Regions from separate parts of the Homo sapiens genome. Here region 2 is linked to region 1. A link is a loop called in an ENCODE intact Hi-C map of the cell type or tissue named here. Cell type or tissue: CD14-positive monocyte. All regions are shown on one strand. Links, peaks and the distances in the headings refer to the core of each region. The heading gives the core; the rest is flanking DNA.

The links. A loop is a pair of places that touch in the nucleus more often than their neighbours do. Peaks named below come from ENCODE experiments on the same cell type or tissue, not always from the same donor. Only the 100,000 strongest peaks of a DNase experiment are listed, where the experiment ranks them.
Region 2: it touches region 1 in a loop (6-fold over the local background); 3 of 110 quality-filtered maps call a loop at or near these places.

What each region holds. Positions count from the first base shown.
Region 1 is chr13:30,553,149-30,561,989 of GRCh38, reverse strand. It overlaps a transcript of HMGB1 not described here and the pseudogene PTPN2P2. Among named protein-coding and RNA genes, the nearest start is that of USPL1, 60 kb to the left of the region's middle. In CD14-positive monocyte, for the core only: no CTCF peak of the experiment used is centred there; no DNase peak of the experiment used is centred there.
Region 2 is chr13:30,603,799-30,612,639 of GRCh38, reverse strand. It overlaps a transcript of HMGB1 not described here. Among named protein-coding and RNA genes, the nearest start is that of USPL1, 9.7 kb to the left of the region's middle. RefSeq lists an enhancer at 4,682-4,741. In CD14-positive monocyte, for the core only: no CTCF peak of the experiment used is centred there; a DNase peak (open chromatin) is centred at 5,239.

The sequences.
Region 1 (8,841 bases), core at 593-8,592:
TAACCAGGGAGATGATGCAGTCCTTTACCTGATTATATCTCCACATTCACTCAGAAGTTGGGGGACCAGTTGCTGATGTTTTCACTGTCCTTCTGGCCCCTCCCTCATGTCTGCATTTCCTGTGGATGGGATTTTCCTCTCTCATTTCAGTAAATTCCACTATCTTGATGATCCGCTTTGTCTTCTGTCTTCCAGGTCTGTGAACTCCATCCCAGCAGCATTTAAATCATGCTTATGTATTTCAGTCTTAAAGAAAACCTCTTGCTTAGCCACAAATTCCTTTCTGGCGACTCCCCTTTATTTCTAACTATGCCTCTTCAGTGTCTCAGAAGAGTGGTCTGCCCTCTGCTTCCACTCTTACACTTCTCTCTCCTCAGTCTTCAACCCAGTGTCATCTGTCATCGTTCCTACTACTTCACTGACTTTTTTTCTCGCAACAGGGTCTTTCTTTGTCACCAATTGGCTGACTACTTGGCAGCAGTGTCCTTCCTTTAAGAACATCTTCTGCCTCTTCTCCGAGTCCACCATCCTACCTCTCTCATGACAGCTGCTCAGGCTCCTTTGCAAGCCTCTCTTCTTGTGTTGTCACCACAGCCCCACTTAATGTCTGTGTTCCTGGGGAACTTCTCCTATTCTTTCTTCTTTTCTCATTTGACACACACAAGCTAGGTGATCTCAGCTACCTCCATGATCTTAATACCATCAGGTAGAGTTGCCTCTTCCTCCTGAGCTCCAGACTAGAAAGTCACTGTTGACCATTCCCTCCTTTCTGAAAATACTGCCGTCTATTGGCTGCCCTAATTCCAGAATCAGGTTTTCCTCCTACTTTTTTTTACCAAATGTGTCTCAGTCTTCTGAAATCTGTCACTCTCCTGCTTAGAGCCCTTCTGTTGTTGGAATTCAGTATGAATTATAAATCCAGGGGGTACCTGGCTCCCACCGTGGTGCTTCCCTCCTTGCACTAGCTCCAGCTATCCTCATCTGACTCTTCTTTCATTTCTACAGACTTCGCTCTGTTATCTTATGCTGTTGGAGAAAAAAAAAAAAACATATATAACCTGTAGCCAGTTCTGATTTATGAACTCCAGCCTCTACTGGTCTAAGAAGTTATTTCAAATGTCCATCGCTCTTCAACCCATCAGTATTGTCACCTTTCTCATGTCAGTTGACTTTGCCATCTCCTTCATGGAAAAAGAAAAAAGTGAGCCTATCATGCTAGAATTTTCTGAGCCTCTTCTTTAACACTTAGAAATTTATCTCCATGGGAACCTATCCTTTCTTCTTTATTCTCTGTCCTAGGATAGGAAATATGCTCCTACCTCTTTAAGCCCAACCCCAAGCCTTCCCAAATCTTGAGGCGTGCGTTTTAACTTCTCTATTGATATCGGCCTTTGTCTGAAGTGGTTTCATGCAACGTTACACCTTTATACTCCTTGGGAGGAAAAACAGCCCCTCGACTCCACATTTCCTTCTAGCTACTGACCTAATTCTCCTAACCTTCAGATTTGAGCTTCTTGAAAGAGTAGCTTATAATGGGGTATCCCTACTTCCTTATGCCTGCTTGATGACTCAACCCACTGCAGTTAGCTTCTGCTCCCTGATGGAATTGTTCTCGCTAAGGCTACCGATAAGCTTCATATTTGCCAAAACCAAAGGCTGATTTTTAACCTTTATCCTACTTTGTGCCTTCGTGGCATTAGACACTGCTGACCACCCCACCATGGAACTTTTTTCCTGCTTTGACTTACATGACCCTACTTTTTCCTGGTGCTTCTGTCTTTGTAGCTTTTTCCCTTGCAGCCTCTTTGGGGGTGTCCTCTTTTCTTATTCATTCATTCAACAAATGTTTGTGAAGCTGGATCCTGGAGCTGCAGTGGTAGGTGGGATATAATCTCTACCCTCATTGCTACAGGATACAAGAGAAACAATCAAATAATTACACAAATCACTGTAAATAGTTACACACACATTCTGGTAAATGCTGGGAGGGGGTGCCTTGGGGGTCTCAATGGTGAGAAACACGTGACATCTGAGTCATGTGAAGGCATCATCCATCTCACTGTACTACCTTTCCTGCTTTTTGGGAATATGAGATTTTGGTGAATGAATGCATATTCATCTTAGTCATACTCTTAATTGTTTAATAATTGTCAGTCACATACCCTTTCACAATCTGCTGTTTCCAAGTGTAGATATTTTTATCCTTTTAATATAAATTCTTCTCCTCAGTCCCTTGTTAGTAGTTATGGAGAGACTTGGGCTGAAATACATTTTTGTAAATCTTGAGTTCAGTTATGCCTTAGTTGAGCAGCAGCAGCTAGAACTTCCCAGAATTCCAGGTGTCCATCTATTTGCAGCTGAATTCCATCCGCTTTCTTAAAAACTGATTTCCCTATGTGGCTATCTAAATTTAATCTCATGTGTTAGAGCAGGCAGCCTACTACACGCACATCTCTGAACACTACTTTGCAATATGCCATATTGCTGAAGAGGTGTGGACAGAGTACACAGTTGGTTTGAGTCTGGCTTCCATCACTTCATTCTTTTGACAGGTTATTTAAATTCACTGCCCAAGGAAGCAAAACTAGTAAACCAGCAATGAAACTCGGGCCATCTTACCGGGATTGGGAGTTCACCCTGTAAAATAAGCCATGGTCTTGTAAATGACCATTGTCAATGGTGAGGAAAGGTTGTCCCATAGTGTGCTTCCCTAGCCACTCTAGAAGCACAGGAAGCACTGGCCTTGGAGTGAGGCCAGTGCCTAACGTACCTTGGTAAGGAATGATCTAAGGCAGTGCTTCTCAACAGGGGCAATTTTTCCTCCACCCGCACCCCCCACCCCAGGTACATTTGGCAATGTAAGAAACAGACTCACCTATTTCTAGAGAAGTCCTCAAAAGATATTTTTAAAAATTAAAAGTAACTATAGATTCAGAGCTTTCTGGAAAAGTGTACAGATCATTTATTCATTCAACACATTCTGAACACCTACTGTGAGTCACGAGCCAGGGTTAACCTTCAACAAGTTTGGTCCTTGCCCTCAAGAAGATTATAATCCATCTGCATTGGTGGTCCTCAAATTTTACCGTGCATCAGAATCCCTTGGAGGCTTGTGAAAAACTCATTTCTCGGCCCTACTCCCAGAGTTTCTGATTCAGTGGGTCTGGGGTGGGGCCCAAGAATTTGCATTTCTAACAAGTTCAGGATCACACTTGAAAACTATTGCTCTAGGGGAATAAGGAAAGAAAGCTCCTGGGGTTTTGAGGATCAACATTTGCAGTATCTGGGGGACACTTGAATGGCTTGATTCTATCTGTCAGAATGTCTTTTTGGAAAAAGGAAGGTTTCATAGCCCATGGCTGTTAGAGACAGACTTGGTGTTTCACTAACAACTAGGATTATTGCTAAAAGCCCGGACATTTTAATGCCTATTTCTCTAAAGCCAGCAAGGTTGAACATTTTTTCATCTTAAAAAAAAAATCTTTTTTTACATGACTTATGTTTTCATTTCAGTTATTTTTTTAAAAAATTTTCTGCTGAGGTCTTGGTGAGCAAATGGTTTTAAACTCCACACTTTTGGCTAAGAATGAGATGTAAGATATAGACACTAGTTCTTAAAATTCAGCACTGTTCACTTTTGCCAAGTGAATATAAACTGAATTGCATCAAATTACAGAGAACAGTGTATCTAGAATATTGTTTTATTTTATCATTTTTACCTTTCCATTGAAAGATGAAATCAGGCGATCAAAGTAGCAAGGGTTAAGTTTCTAGACTACCACAAATTAGAATTGACAAGAAAAGCTTTCTGATCCATATTTGCCTGGGAAGGCTCCAAGGGAAACACAAGAAGCAGCAACTCAAATCCTGTTCTCTTCATTATCCTTTTTTTTTTAATAGCTCTTGCATAGGCTCGGTTTTTGGAAGTTGTATGCTGCTAATTTAGGTATATATGTCATTACAATTTTAGCATGGATCCTTCTCAGGCATACACAAGAGATGCCAGACATGTGAAAAAAGGAGGGAGCCAAGCACAGGAACCTCAGGGACACTGGCATAACTGTTCTAGAGTCAGAAACCACATGAACACATACCGAATTGATAGACATGAGGTTCAAGTCTATTCTGTGCCCTGTCTCGCTCTCTTCTTAACATCCGCTTCTCTTTCTGGAACTGTATTTCATATAACTCTTTAGGTGAGAACTAGAGCTATTCAGTCAAAGACTAAAAAGAGGCAAGGTTGGACCAAGTTTAAGAATCAGGTAACAATTAGCTTTGTGATGGTTAATGAAATCATTTGTCTCGGCATAGACTCTTCCCCTGGAAGTGTCTTGCAAAAGCTGGTTGTTGGTGAAGTAGGATAGAGAGTTAAGGGAATGGGTTAGATGACTTCCAAAGCCCTTTTATCTACAAGGTGAATCTGTAAGTGTAAGAGTCTTAGGTCAACATTTATTGGAGTGCAGATATGGACAGAGCTCTGTGCTAGGCACTGGGCCGCAGAGACATGAAACATGGTTTTGACCCTTGGAGGCTTGCTCCCTAATCAAGGGGACCAGGTAGACAGACATTTAAATAAAATAAAACAAAAACGCAAAGGAACATAGACTAGGCATTCTTTTTAGCTCTGGAACTCGCGTTGAGGAGGATCACATTGATTACTTTTAGGGTTAACTCCTAGAACTGAGGAGCACCTTATTTCAGTTAGAACTTCCCATATAAAAATAAAGATGAAAACATGGAAAAAGATACCCTTAAAAAATTGGAATTCAGTGCAAATTTTATTAGACTACAAAAACATATCATACAATTATTATTTTAGATATATTTATGTAAAGTCATAAAAGCTATGATTTTTGAAAAACAGCATAAGAAATAATTTTTTAATTTGTTATATAAGTAAATGAACTTTAGCATCTTAAGGATTCAATGATACAGTTTTTAGATTTATTTTTTAAATTGACAAATACCAATTGTACATATTCTTGAGAGCACATAATTATATTTCCATACATATAATTTATAGTTATCAGATCAGGGTAATTCGCACATCCACCATCTCATATGTTTATCATTTCTTTATGTTGAGAATGTGCAATATCCTTCCAGCTATTTGAAACTATATATTGTATTATTATTAACTATAGTCATTCTACAGTGCTGTCGAACACTAGAACTTATTTCTCTTATCTCGCTATAATTTTGTATCTTTTAACAAATCTCTCTGTCACTCTCGTCCCAGCCTCTAGTATCCTCTGTCCTACTTTTTACTTCTATGAGATCAACTTTTTTTAGCTTTCGCATATGAGTGAGAACATGCACTGTTTAACTTTCTGTTCCTGGCTTTTTTCACTTAAAATAATGTCCTCCAGTTTCATCTATATTCCATCAACGATGGGATTTCACTCTTTTTTATGGCTGAATAATACTCCATAGTGTGTATATATCACATTTTCTTCATTCATTCATCTGTTGTTGGACACCTAGGTTGACTCCATATCTTGGCTATTGAGAATAGTGCTGCAGTAGACATGGGATGCAGATATCTCTTCGTTATACTATCAATGACTTGTTTTGTTTTCTTTTTTGAAACAGAGTTTCTCTCTTGTTGCCCAGGCTAGAGTGCAGTGGCAGGATCTCGGCTCACTGCAACCTCCACCTCTCGGGCTCAAGCAATTCTCCTGCCTCAGCTCTCGAGTAGCTGGGATTACAGTTGCTCACCACCACACCTGGCTAATTTTTGTGTTTTTAGTAGAGACAAGGTTTCACTGTGTTGGTCAGGCTGGTCTCAAACTCCCAGTCTCAGGTGATCTGCCCATCTTGGCCTCCCAAAGTGTTGGGATTACAGGCGTGAGCCACCACGCCCAGCCTCAATGACTTGTTTCAATGAATTCTCTCTTTGAAGACATACTGGTATCTCCTGCTTATTGACAATTGTGGCAGCAGCTTCCAAAAGCTGATTTTTCTGACATCTTTGAAACTTTTGGACACTTCTCCCATTGGGAAAATAGAATTTTTCTTTTGAATAATTCTCATTTCCCACTAAGCATATAAGCAACCTGGAGTATCTTGTAAGACCCATACAGATTAATATTTCAAGCATAATAATCCTTATACATTCCTTTTTGACGATGGAGACTATGGTTACGAGTAGCAGTTTTTAAATAAGGACTACTTTTGAGGTCCCAAAGCTTTGAAAACCTGAGGTATAAACAAAACAACATATTCCAATGAGATATTGATATCTAAACTAGTTTTCTTAAATCTGTCATTCAAAGGTTGAGAATTTCTTCCTGAAATTTAGACAATATATTATGGAAATGCGGTTTGTCTTTTTGTAAATTTAGGATGATTCTTTTTAAAAATAATTATAGGCATTGTTTATTCTGTATATTAGTGTAATAGTCAATGCAGTAGCTAGAATTGTGGTTGCTAATAGTCACAAAATCTAGTAAAATTGTGAGTACATGAACCCATCCCAGGAAACTGATGGGACAAGTAGTAAATTTTTTTGACTCTTTAACAAAAATATTTAATGCTGCCAAAAAGTATAAAAATACAGTAGGAATGGCAGTACAACACAAATTAATCTCTCCTAATTTATTTCTTTTACATATTTCTACGTTTCATACACCCATTAAAAACACTTAACAGGCCAATGCGGTGGCTCACGCCTGTAATCCCAGCATTTTGGGAGGCCGAGGCGGGCGGATCACGAGGTCAGGAGATCGAGACCATCCTGGCGAACACGGTGAAACCCCATCTCTACTAAAAATACAAAAAATTAGCCAGGCTTGGTGGCGGGCGCCTGTATTCCCAGCTACTCCGGAGGCTGAGGCAGGAGAATGGCGTGAACCCAGGAGGCGGAGCTTGCAGTGAGCCGAGATCGCGCCACTGTACTCCAGCCTGGGCAACAGAGCAGAGACTCCGTCTCAAAAAAAAAAAAAAAAAAAAAAAAACACAACGACACATCCAATGTAAGGTTCTGCAAAGTCTTCTGCTGGTGGGTGCTCCTCATACCCTGTATGTAAAGTTTACTTTGTAAACAAACAACTGTGAGGCAATCTAGAAGGTTAGCAAGCCTCACTTTAGTTTCTGGAGTGGGCTTCAGGTCTTGTTTTGCACATCAGTGGTTCAAAATTTATAGCTCCAGAATATTCTCAAGTCATGAATATTAGGTGTCTATCTTGGCCTTTTTCTTTTTTGTTCGTTCTCATTTAGCCTCTGTTTCATCTGCTGCACCTTCTGAGCTGTGGTGGCCTTTCTGTCCTCTAGAATATGTTTCCGTAGAGCATTCTCACTGTTCTCTTCCATTGTATCTTGCATTTACTGTACATCGGTCACCTGTCAGTTTTTCTTCTTCTAGACCAATTCTGTTCCCATTGTATTTTTCAGTCATTATTTTGTTCGGTGAATGATCAAAAGCAGGAGCTAAGTTTTCCTTAGAAAATTCTTTCCACCGTTTCTGTATACTAGAATCTACCTTTATACATTTTGCTCCTTCTATTATAGCCATGTATGAGAATCTCAGTTGATCTGGGGTCTGAATAAGACCCATTCAGTATTTTCTCATGTTCAATAACACTTGTTTAATGTTAATATAATCTCCTTTTCCCATCAAAACAAGACAAGCGTCTACCAGAGAGAAGGTGCCCGTGCACCCAGTGCCTTCGCTACAATGGATCACTGCAGGCCCATGGTCAGGGTTCAAGGAGCCAGATTCTCTCACTTTCAACAAGAAATTGAGAAATGAAGCTGGTGATTCAGGGACTCCAAAATCTGGCCAGGTCGTATAATGCAAGTGAGATATTGTTCTGGTTTCACCACTATTGATATTTTCTAATCGTAGTAGATGTACTGTGTAATATGACTTCACATCTTCTGAAAGAGCTTCACATTGAATCCCGTTTCTTTAAACAGCATCTTTTGGTCATCTGTTGGCCAGTACTGCGCACATTTAACCGATTCTTTCTCCACAATGCGGTTCAGCACAACAACTGCTTTGGTCTTCTGCTGCCAAACCGTAAGCCAGAAATGGCAGCACATGTTAGGAAGTGGACCCGGTGTTAAGATGTAACTCCTTCGTGCCTCTTCTATGTCAACTAAGCTGGCATTAATATAATCATTCTCAGTATTCTGCAGTTTAACACGACTGTGATCATATGGGCTTACATCTCTGTATCTATTTCGATTTCTGTTTTCTGGAAACTTGGCCACTCTATGAAGATAGTCATGGGACTCATTTCGAATTTCCAAGTACGGCAGCTGCCAGCGATGCTGAGCATCCAACTCCTTGAACTCCCGCTCAATGATGGTGGGCATGGCTGGGACAAATAGTGAATCTTAAGAGAAATGGAAGAGTGAGGTTGGCTCCTAAGCTGGACAGACACTCAATGTGGTTTATTATAGTCAATCATTACTCAAGGAAGTTGTATATATTCTATTCATATATATATTTGGTAAATTTCTAATTACCATACCCCTATGAAGTCATTACCATACTCCTATAAAGTATTATCTTCATTATAAAGTGAAGAGAGTGAGGCTGAGAGAAGTTAAATTATGTGCCCAAGGTCATGGCTAGTGAATGAGCAAACTTGGTTTCAAAGTCAGGTCTGTCTGGCTCCCAAGCCACCAGTCTTTTACGTTACCACATTGTCTTAGTCTGGGCTCTCCCGAAAGCAAAGCCTGTACAAACAACTTGGAGGTAGGTAGGGAGTTTATTTGGGAATGTGACACCAAGGAATAGACTGTGATAAGACAGAAGAATGACCCCCCGGAAGGAGAGAAAGCCAACCCAAGGGTCCCTTTCAAATTGGCAACCATTATGAATATCTGCTACTT
Region 2 (8,841 bases), core at 458-8,457, 51 kb before region 1:
TACTTTCCCCAGAGTTCATGCCATCATTTAATTTAGCCAGGAAATTTAAAATAATTGTCAACAGAAAAGGAGAAGTGGTAGAAACAATAGCAAAAGAAAAATGGAAAGTTGGAGGATATGCTTTAGTAACTACATTCACATAGAAGGTTAGATATGCTTTAGTAACTGTATTCGCTTGAAGCTGGCATTGCAGCACATGACTGTCTGCTTTAAGGCCTTAGCTACCTGCTGACAATGCTAGTCCCCTTTTCTTTACATAACTGTCTTCTCATCCTTGGAGTCTTAGCTCGAGTGTCTTGTGTCAAGCTGTCCACCCTATTTGAGGAGCCCTCTGTCCTCTACCCCTACTCTAATTCTTTCTCACCACCTGTTTGTTTTCCTCATAGCATATGTATGTGTGTGTATATATGTGTATGTGTGCGTATGTATATATGTGTATGTGTATATGTATATATACATGTATGTGTGTGTATATATGTATAACACACACACATACACATATATTTTTGGCCCCATAGTAGGTTGTGAGATCTGTAAGAGCAAGGATTACATCTGTTTGGTTCACCATCATCTATATAGTGCCTAGTACATAGTGCATATTTGTTGATGAGTTATCTTGGTGGCTCCCAATTTTCAATTTACATGGCTGACCAAACCTACTTTTAAAACAGAATGTATTAAATAGCCTATTTCATTCATGTTTGTTAGTTCAGACGTATGCATAATTGATACTCTTTTCTTATTGAGAAAGCTATTAACTTTTTCATCAATGGCTTTTTTTTTTTTTTACATTTACTGTTTTTTTAATAAAGGATGTTTTAAAGGGTACAGATGAACAGCCAGATGAAGAGATGCACAGAGCCAAAAAGCTTGTATTTAATGTGCAAAGGACTGCCATAAATGCAGGGAGAATACAACAGTGAATAATGCATAGTCCTTATTCCTAAAGAGAAGTAGAAACGTTTGTAAACAAATAGTTTTCATACAAGGCGGGATGAAATAAGTGCTAAATAGAGTTGTACAGGCAATGTTTTGTAGAAGCTATGGAGGAAAAAATGATTAATTTTAATTATAGGAAGACCCTCACAAAGGTGAATTTTTACTTCAGTCTTCAAAGAAAAATAGAGCACAAGTCCCTATAGATGAGGAATAGGGATGAATAAATGTTTAGCTTCACTTTTTAAAAAGTCCTTAAAATAGCTGTAATCCCAGCACTTTGGAAGGCCGAGGTGGGCAGATCACGAGGTCAGGAGTTCGAGACCAGCCTGGCCAGCATGGTGAAACCCCATCTCTACTAAAAAAACAAAAAATTAGCTGGGCACGTTGGCGCATGCCTGTAGTCCCAGCTACTCAGGAGGCTGAGGCAGGAGCCTCAGATCCAAGATCGCACCACTGCACTCCAGCCTGGGCAATAAAGCGAGACTGCGTCTCAAAAAAAAAGCAGTATTTACCACAAAGGACTCATAACACATTGTTACAAAGCAATCTTTTTAAAAAATGTTAGTTAAAAATAAAATGACTCCAGCCATAAACATTATACTTCTGCAACTGAGGATGACCGTAAAATCACTTAACTGTTTTGACTAGGTTGACAGCTAAATTGAGGGTCAGTTTAATGATTGAATTGTAACTGAGTGCTAATTGGAGCTGGTAATTGTTTAGTAAATGTATCAGTTAAGATACATTATTCATTAGATAAAAACTAATGAATAATGAAAACAGATTCATTTTTTAAAAAGATTTTTAAGCCACTGGTGGTCTTTAATATATGGTTCTCACCACATAAGTTAAAATGGGGACTGTTTTTTGGTGGTCTAATCTGATTTTGTAAGTTTATTTTTGCTTCCCTACCTCTGTTTTGCTAAGCAATATAGACCTTTTCTTCCCACTTTTTTTTTTTTGTTTTAGTGTAGGCATTAGATTTACAGATCTCATTTAAACTTGGCCATATATTAATCTCAGTTTTGTTACTTCATACAAAATATTTAACCTCCCTGAGGCTCAGTTTCACTGATAAAATGAAAACATCTACTAATCCCACTTCTGTTATTTAACTAATTTTGGCCTCAGGCAAATTATTTAACCTCTCTGGGCTTCAGTTTTTCCATGTGTGAAATGAAATTCTCTTAAATGAGGTAAGACATAGAACAATGTCTGGCAGTTAATATGCCCTCACAGCAGATGTTGGTTTTCCCTCACCCTTCCACCTCATCTAAACCCTGCATGTCCTTTACAGATTGCTTTAAATTCTGTTTTCTCTTTCCTTTTCCAACTCCTAGCACTCTCTTCTAGAGTTGTTGCACTTACCATATATACCATGGATTCTTAAATGGGTATTATTACAATTGACCCTTGAGCAACACAGGGGTTAGGGACCACCCTCTCCTTCCCCATGCTTTTGACTGCCCAAAAAACGTAGCTGCTAATAGCCCACTGATGACTGGAAGTTTACTGATAGCATATATTGTTGACTAACGTATTTTGTATGTCATATGTGTTATATACTGTATTCTTACAATAAAGTAAGTTAGAGAAAAAAAGTTACTAAGAAAATCATAAGGAAAAGTAAGTATATTTACTAATCATTAAGTGGAAATGGATCATCATAAAGATCTTCGTCCTTGTCACCTTCACATTGAGTAGACTGAAGAGGAGCTGAGTGGATAAAGAAAATGTTTATGTACATCGTGGAATACTATTCATCCATACAAAGGAACGAAATAATATCTTTTGCAGCAATTTGGATGGAGCTGGAGGCCAGTATTCTAAGTGAAGTAGCTCAGGAATGGGAAACCAAAAATGGTATGTTCTCACTTAAAAGTGGGAGCTAAGCTATAAAAACACAGAGGCATAAGAATCATACAGTGGACTTTGGGGATTCGGGTTGGGGAAGAAGGTTGGATGGGGGTTAAAAGACTACATGTTGGATACAGTGTACACTGCTCAGGTGACAGTTGCACTAAAATCTCAGAAATCACCACTAAAGAACTTATCCATGTAACCAAAAACCACCTGCACCCCCCAAAACTATTGAAATAAACAGGACGGGTTGTTCTTGCTGTCTTAAGCCTCATGGCAGAGGCTTAAGAGCAGGAGCATGTAGGGAGGGAGGGAGGAGAGGCAGGCACACTCGGTGTAACTTTTATTGAAAAAAATCAAATCCATTTTATAAGTGGACCCAGGCAGTTCAAACCTGCATTGTTCAGGGGTCAACTATATATTGGGAACTTGTTAAAACTGCAGCTGCTTGGGTTTCATGCATGATTCCATGAGTTTGGCATGGGGCCTGGGCATCTATATTTTTTTCTCCCTCAGATTTTCTTACGCTTACCAATGATCACGGCCTTTCACCTATTTGTTTTTTGTTTGTTTGTTTTTTTGAGACGGAGTCTGGCTCTGTCACCCAGGCTGGAGTGCAGTGGCGCAATGGCTCACTGCAAGCTCCGCCTTCCGGGTTCACGCCATTCTCCTGCCTCAGCGTCCTGAGTAGCTGGGACTACAGGCTCCCACCACTACGCCGGGCTAATTTTTTGTATTTTTAGTAGAGACGGGGTTTCACACCGTGTTAGCCAGGATGGTCTTGATCTCCTGACCTCGTGATCCACCCGCCTTGGCCTCCCCAAGTGCTGGGATTACAGGCGTGAGCCGCCGCGCCCGGCCTCACCTATTAATCGTGTTTTTTATAGTTTCTGTTTAAAACCAGGTGTTTTAGTTTAAACCTCAAATATACTATAAACTCCATGAGGGCACAAAATTAAACTTAGTTTAGAGGTTGATAAGTAATGCCCCACCTTTTTTATCTGCCTGTGTTTGGATCCAGTTAAATCACATGAAGATTGAAATTAAGTTTACTGAAAAAAGTTGTTTCAAAAGGTAGCTGAGATTTGGAGCAACAACGAGCTGCAAAGAACTAGGCAGATTTAAAATTCGAGTTTTTCTATCAACAAGAATAGAGCTTGTCCCACTACATTTACTGTGTAAGAGAGCAGGCCAAAACAAATGACCCTCTTCAGTCAGCCAAATCCCAAATGGAAAGAAGAGAGGAAGTTGGCCGAGCCTCAGAATTTTTTCTCCCAAACTTGCTGTCAGATCAGTTAGCCCCTCCTATCCTAGAAAGGAGTTAAGAGTAGAGGTCAGCCATGAATATTACGGTAAGGAAGTTTTATGTGGAGTATGAAAGAGCTTTCCTCATGCCCTCAACAGTACTCAATAGGTATTAATGGATTTTTTTTTTAGTACTTTGCATCGGGTTGCTGTGATTTTTAGTACCTAAATAAGTTATGAAGTTACAACTTCAGTTAAATCAGTATGTATTATTGTATTAGTTATATTTTGTTATGTAACAAATTATTCCCCAAACAGCTTAAAACAACAGACATTTGTCATTTCATACATTGTGTATGAAATGATACATGGTCAGGAATCTGGGAGTGGTTTAGCTGAGTGGCTCCAGTTCGGAGCCTCTTATGTGGTTGCAGTCATCTAAAGGCTGCTTGAGTGTCTTCACAAAATGACACCTGGCTTTTCCCCCAGAGCACGTGATCTGAGAGAGAGGCAGAAACCACAGTGTCTTTCACAACCTAACCTCGGAAGTGACCTACTGTCACTGTGCTGTATTCTATGGGTTACACAGACCTACCTACACAAAGGTATGAATACCAAGAGGTGAAGGATTCATTGGAGGCCATCTTGGGGGCCGGCTACCACAATTTTATAACATGTTAATTTCACTGTATACCTCACAGAACAAGTAATTCAGTAATGTCTAATATCCCAATAAAATCGTTTCATGGTAATTTTGTGAAATAATTGTATTTTTATATATATTATAAAATTTGCTAGCTAGAGATTAGGCTGTGAGAATATGTCCAGAGGATGATTCTCTACTACCAGCCCCTTCCTGTCTAGCTCTATTTCTGTATCAGTAATTTATATAGCATGATCAAGAACTACTCTGGTTACATGTTCTTCTAGATAGTCTGTGAAAGTTCAGGTGATTTATAGACAGACTTACCATAAGGTGATTGTATTAGTCTATTTTCACACTGCTGTAAAGAACTACCTGAGACTGGGTAATTTACAAAGAAAAGAGGTTTAATTGACTCACATTTCTGCATGGCTGGGGAGGCCTCAGGAAACTTAAAATCATGGCAGAAGGCAAAGGGGAAGCAAGGCACATCTTACATGGTGGCAGAAGAGAGCGAGCAAGTAGGAGGAAGTCCCATGCGTTTAAACCATCGGAGAACTCTTTCACAAGAACAGCAAGGGGGAAGGCCGCCCCCATGATCCAGTCCTTTCGCACCAGGCTTCTCCTTTGACACGTGGGGATTACAATTCAAGATGAGATTTGGGTGGAGACACAGAGCCAAACCATATGAGTGATAATAGCTACAATTTTGATTTTAGTATGAGTTAATAATTATAGTCTCCTGGGAGGTGCCTCATGCCCATCTACTGATTTATTCAAGTGAGGGTTTCTTTTGCAGTGGTAATAATTAGGATAAGGTGGACTAGATGGCTAGTGAAGGTCATTGAAATAGTCCATAGGCCCAAAGAGCCTAAAAACCATCACTGTAAGCAAGTGGCAGTGCTTTGATTAAAATTCTAATGCCAAAGCTTAAAAGAAGTTCAATAAGTGAAATAAAATGATTATAATTTATTTCTTAAAATATGCTACGTAATCTTACAGTGTAAGTGAGGAAACTTGAAATGTTCATTGAATTCAGGAGTGCAGAATTCATTTGTCTTCTATAGCTATTCAACACAACAGAAAAGATAAATCACTTGAAGATTGTGGCAGAAGATGTTTTAACATAACCTGACAATGCCTAAACATTCTTTGGAATTCTAACCATAAGCATTGTTAGGTCAGTTTGCATTTTAAGTTGCTTTAAGTACTTACAGATGAGTGACCAGTTGTAGAAGCCCAAATATTTGTATAATCAATTTTCTCATCCAGATGTAAGCTGTTTATTACATAGACATAAGCATGTAGAGCATATTATTATCAGACCCAGTGAACTCATTTGGATGTCATAATTTCCAGTCATGTAGGCATATTTGACAACAACTTTCACCCTCAAGTGTTCGGAGGCACTATTTTGCTAATCAGGGAAGAAATTTTAGGAAATTCATTTTGCTTTCCAAATGTAATATGATCAATAAAATGTTTGGTTTGGTTATTGATCAGCTTTAAGACATGCTCTCCTATGAATTCTTAGGGTAAATGAGAGATGGTAGTAGTTTTTTTCTGAATATAGGGTATATAAACCCTGAAAGTTGCTCAGTTGAGTCTTCAGAGCTAATAAGTGATGATAAATGAAAAACAAATCTTGGAATAATTGATTTTCTGAAAATGAAAGGGCAGAGATATAAGGAAATTGGGAAATGTTAGACTATTGTGCCAAGAGTAATAAATGTATTCACTACCCTAAAAAACTATCCTTCTAGAATAGAAAAACAAGTTCAATGGCATGACATAATCAGTCAAATTTATTCTATAGGACAGGTCTTTTCAAACAGTCATCATTATTAATAGAGACCAAAGACACATGACAACCAAATGCTGTGCATGGACTTTGACTTGATCCTGGTTTGCAAATCACATATTGGGGAAATTGTAATATACCCAGCTATATAATATATTTGAGAATATATTTTTAATTTTCCTAGGTGTGTTCATGGTTACTATGGCTATGTAGGAGAATGGACTTATTTTAGGAGATACATCCGAGGTATATTTAGAGGGGAAGTTATCCTCAAACAATACACAGTACATACAGGGAAAACATATGGCATTAAATGTTGAATCTGTGGTAAGAATAAGGGTGGTTGTCAAACAATTCTTTCAGCTTTTTTATATGTTTGCATATGTAAAATGAGAGAAAAAAAAATCCCTCTCTGGAACCATGTTTCTTCACTGAGCTTTGCAAGAAAAGGCCTCAAGAGAATGTATCATTGTTTATGGCTACCACCTCTACCCTTCTTCTGCTGTTCTCTCTCTTGAATTCAGACCTGTGAGACTTTTATTCCTGTCTTCCCACCAAAACTCTCATTTCCACGTCGGCATTGGCCTCCATGTTGCCAGACCTGGTGGTCCTTGCTTAGTCCTCATTTTGCTTGACCTCTAAGCAGCATTTGTTGCAGTCGATCAAATGAGTATAATGATTCTCTCAGACTCTCAGTTCTCCTACTTCTTGGCTTCTCCTTAGTATCTTTTGATGGTTCCTCCTCTTTTTTAAACATCGGAGTGCCTCTGGGCTCGGATCTCGTCTCAATTTGTGTTTAGTTCCTAAATCACCTTATCCTGTTGTATAGCTTTAAATACTATTCAGATGTGGAGACTCCCAAGTTCATATTGCCACCCCAGCCTCTCCCCTGAACTTCAGACTCATTTATCCATCTGCCTACCTGATACATTCACTTGGTGCCAAATAGGCATTCCAAGTTTAATATATCCAGAACTGAGCACGTTGGTCCCATCAGTCTCTTCTGCACAGCCCCAAACAAAGCAAGCACATGCTATTTACCTGCTATTCCACATTCTTCCTCATCTCCGTATGAGGAACGTCGTTCTTCTCATTGCTCAGGCAGTAAACCCTGGTGTCTGATTCCTATTTTCCCCTCATACCTTACATTTAATCCCTCAGCGAATATGGTCACCAGTACTTTAAAAACATTCAGGCCGGGCGCGGTGGCTCACGCCTGCAATCCCAGCACTTTGGGAGGCCGAGGTGGGTGGATCACGGGATCAGGAGATGGAGACCATCCTGGCTAACATGGTGAAACCCTGTCTGTACTAAAAATACAAAAAAATTAGCTGGGTGTGGTGGCACGCGCCCGTAGTCCCAGCTACTCGGGAGGCTGAGGTGGGAGAATGGCGTGAACCCAGGAGGCAGAGCTTGCAGTGAGCCGAGATCACGCCACTGCACTCCAGCCCGGGCGACAGAGCGAGACTCCGTCTCAAAAACAAACAAACAAAAAAACATTGGGAAGCTAAGCACTTCTCCAGCTCTTACCACTGCCATCTCAATCCAAGCTACATTCTAGGACAGATTATAACAGAGTTTCTCAGCCTTGGTACTATCAACGTTTTGGGCCAGCAATGTTGGGGGAAGGGCTGTCTTGTGCATTGTAGGATGTTTAGTAGCATCCCTAGCTTCTACCTGCTAGATGCAAGTAGCACTCCGCCCCAACAGTTGTGACAGCCAGAAATGTCACCAGACATTGCCGAACTGTTCCTTGGGGGGATATTGGATTATGGACCACTGGATTATAGCATTACCCTCCTATTGTTTCTGCTTCCTCTCACCGCCATGCAGCTTATTCTCCATCTAGCAACCAGTGTATCAGATCAAAACATGAATCAGATCATGTCTTGTCTTTTCTTCACAACCTTCCTGTGGCTTCCCATCTCATTAGCGTCAAATCTGTAAGTGCCTACAGATCCCTTCCTGACCAATTTACATACCTGACCCACCCACCCCCCAACTTGGAGAGCAGCTTTTTCTCTTTGTGCAGATTGAAAAGGGCATCGTTTCCACTAGATGGATGCAGCCTCTTCCCCTGCTTTATTTTTCATCACAGCATTATCACCGCTTTACATGTTCTGTTTGTTGAATGCATGGTAAGATGAGAAGTATAATTGTCAAAATGCATACAGTCGTTCCTTGGTATCCATGGATTCCACATCTGTGGATTCAACCAACTGTGGATCCATAATATTAGACGAGAAAAAAAAGCATCTATTCTGAACACGCGTGGACTTTTTTCCTTGTCATTATTCCCTAAACAATACAGTATAACAACTATTTACGTAGTATTTTCATCGTATGAGGTATT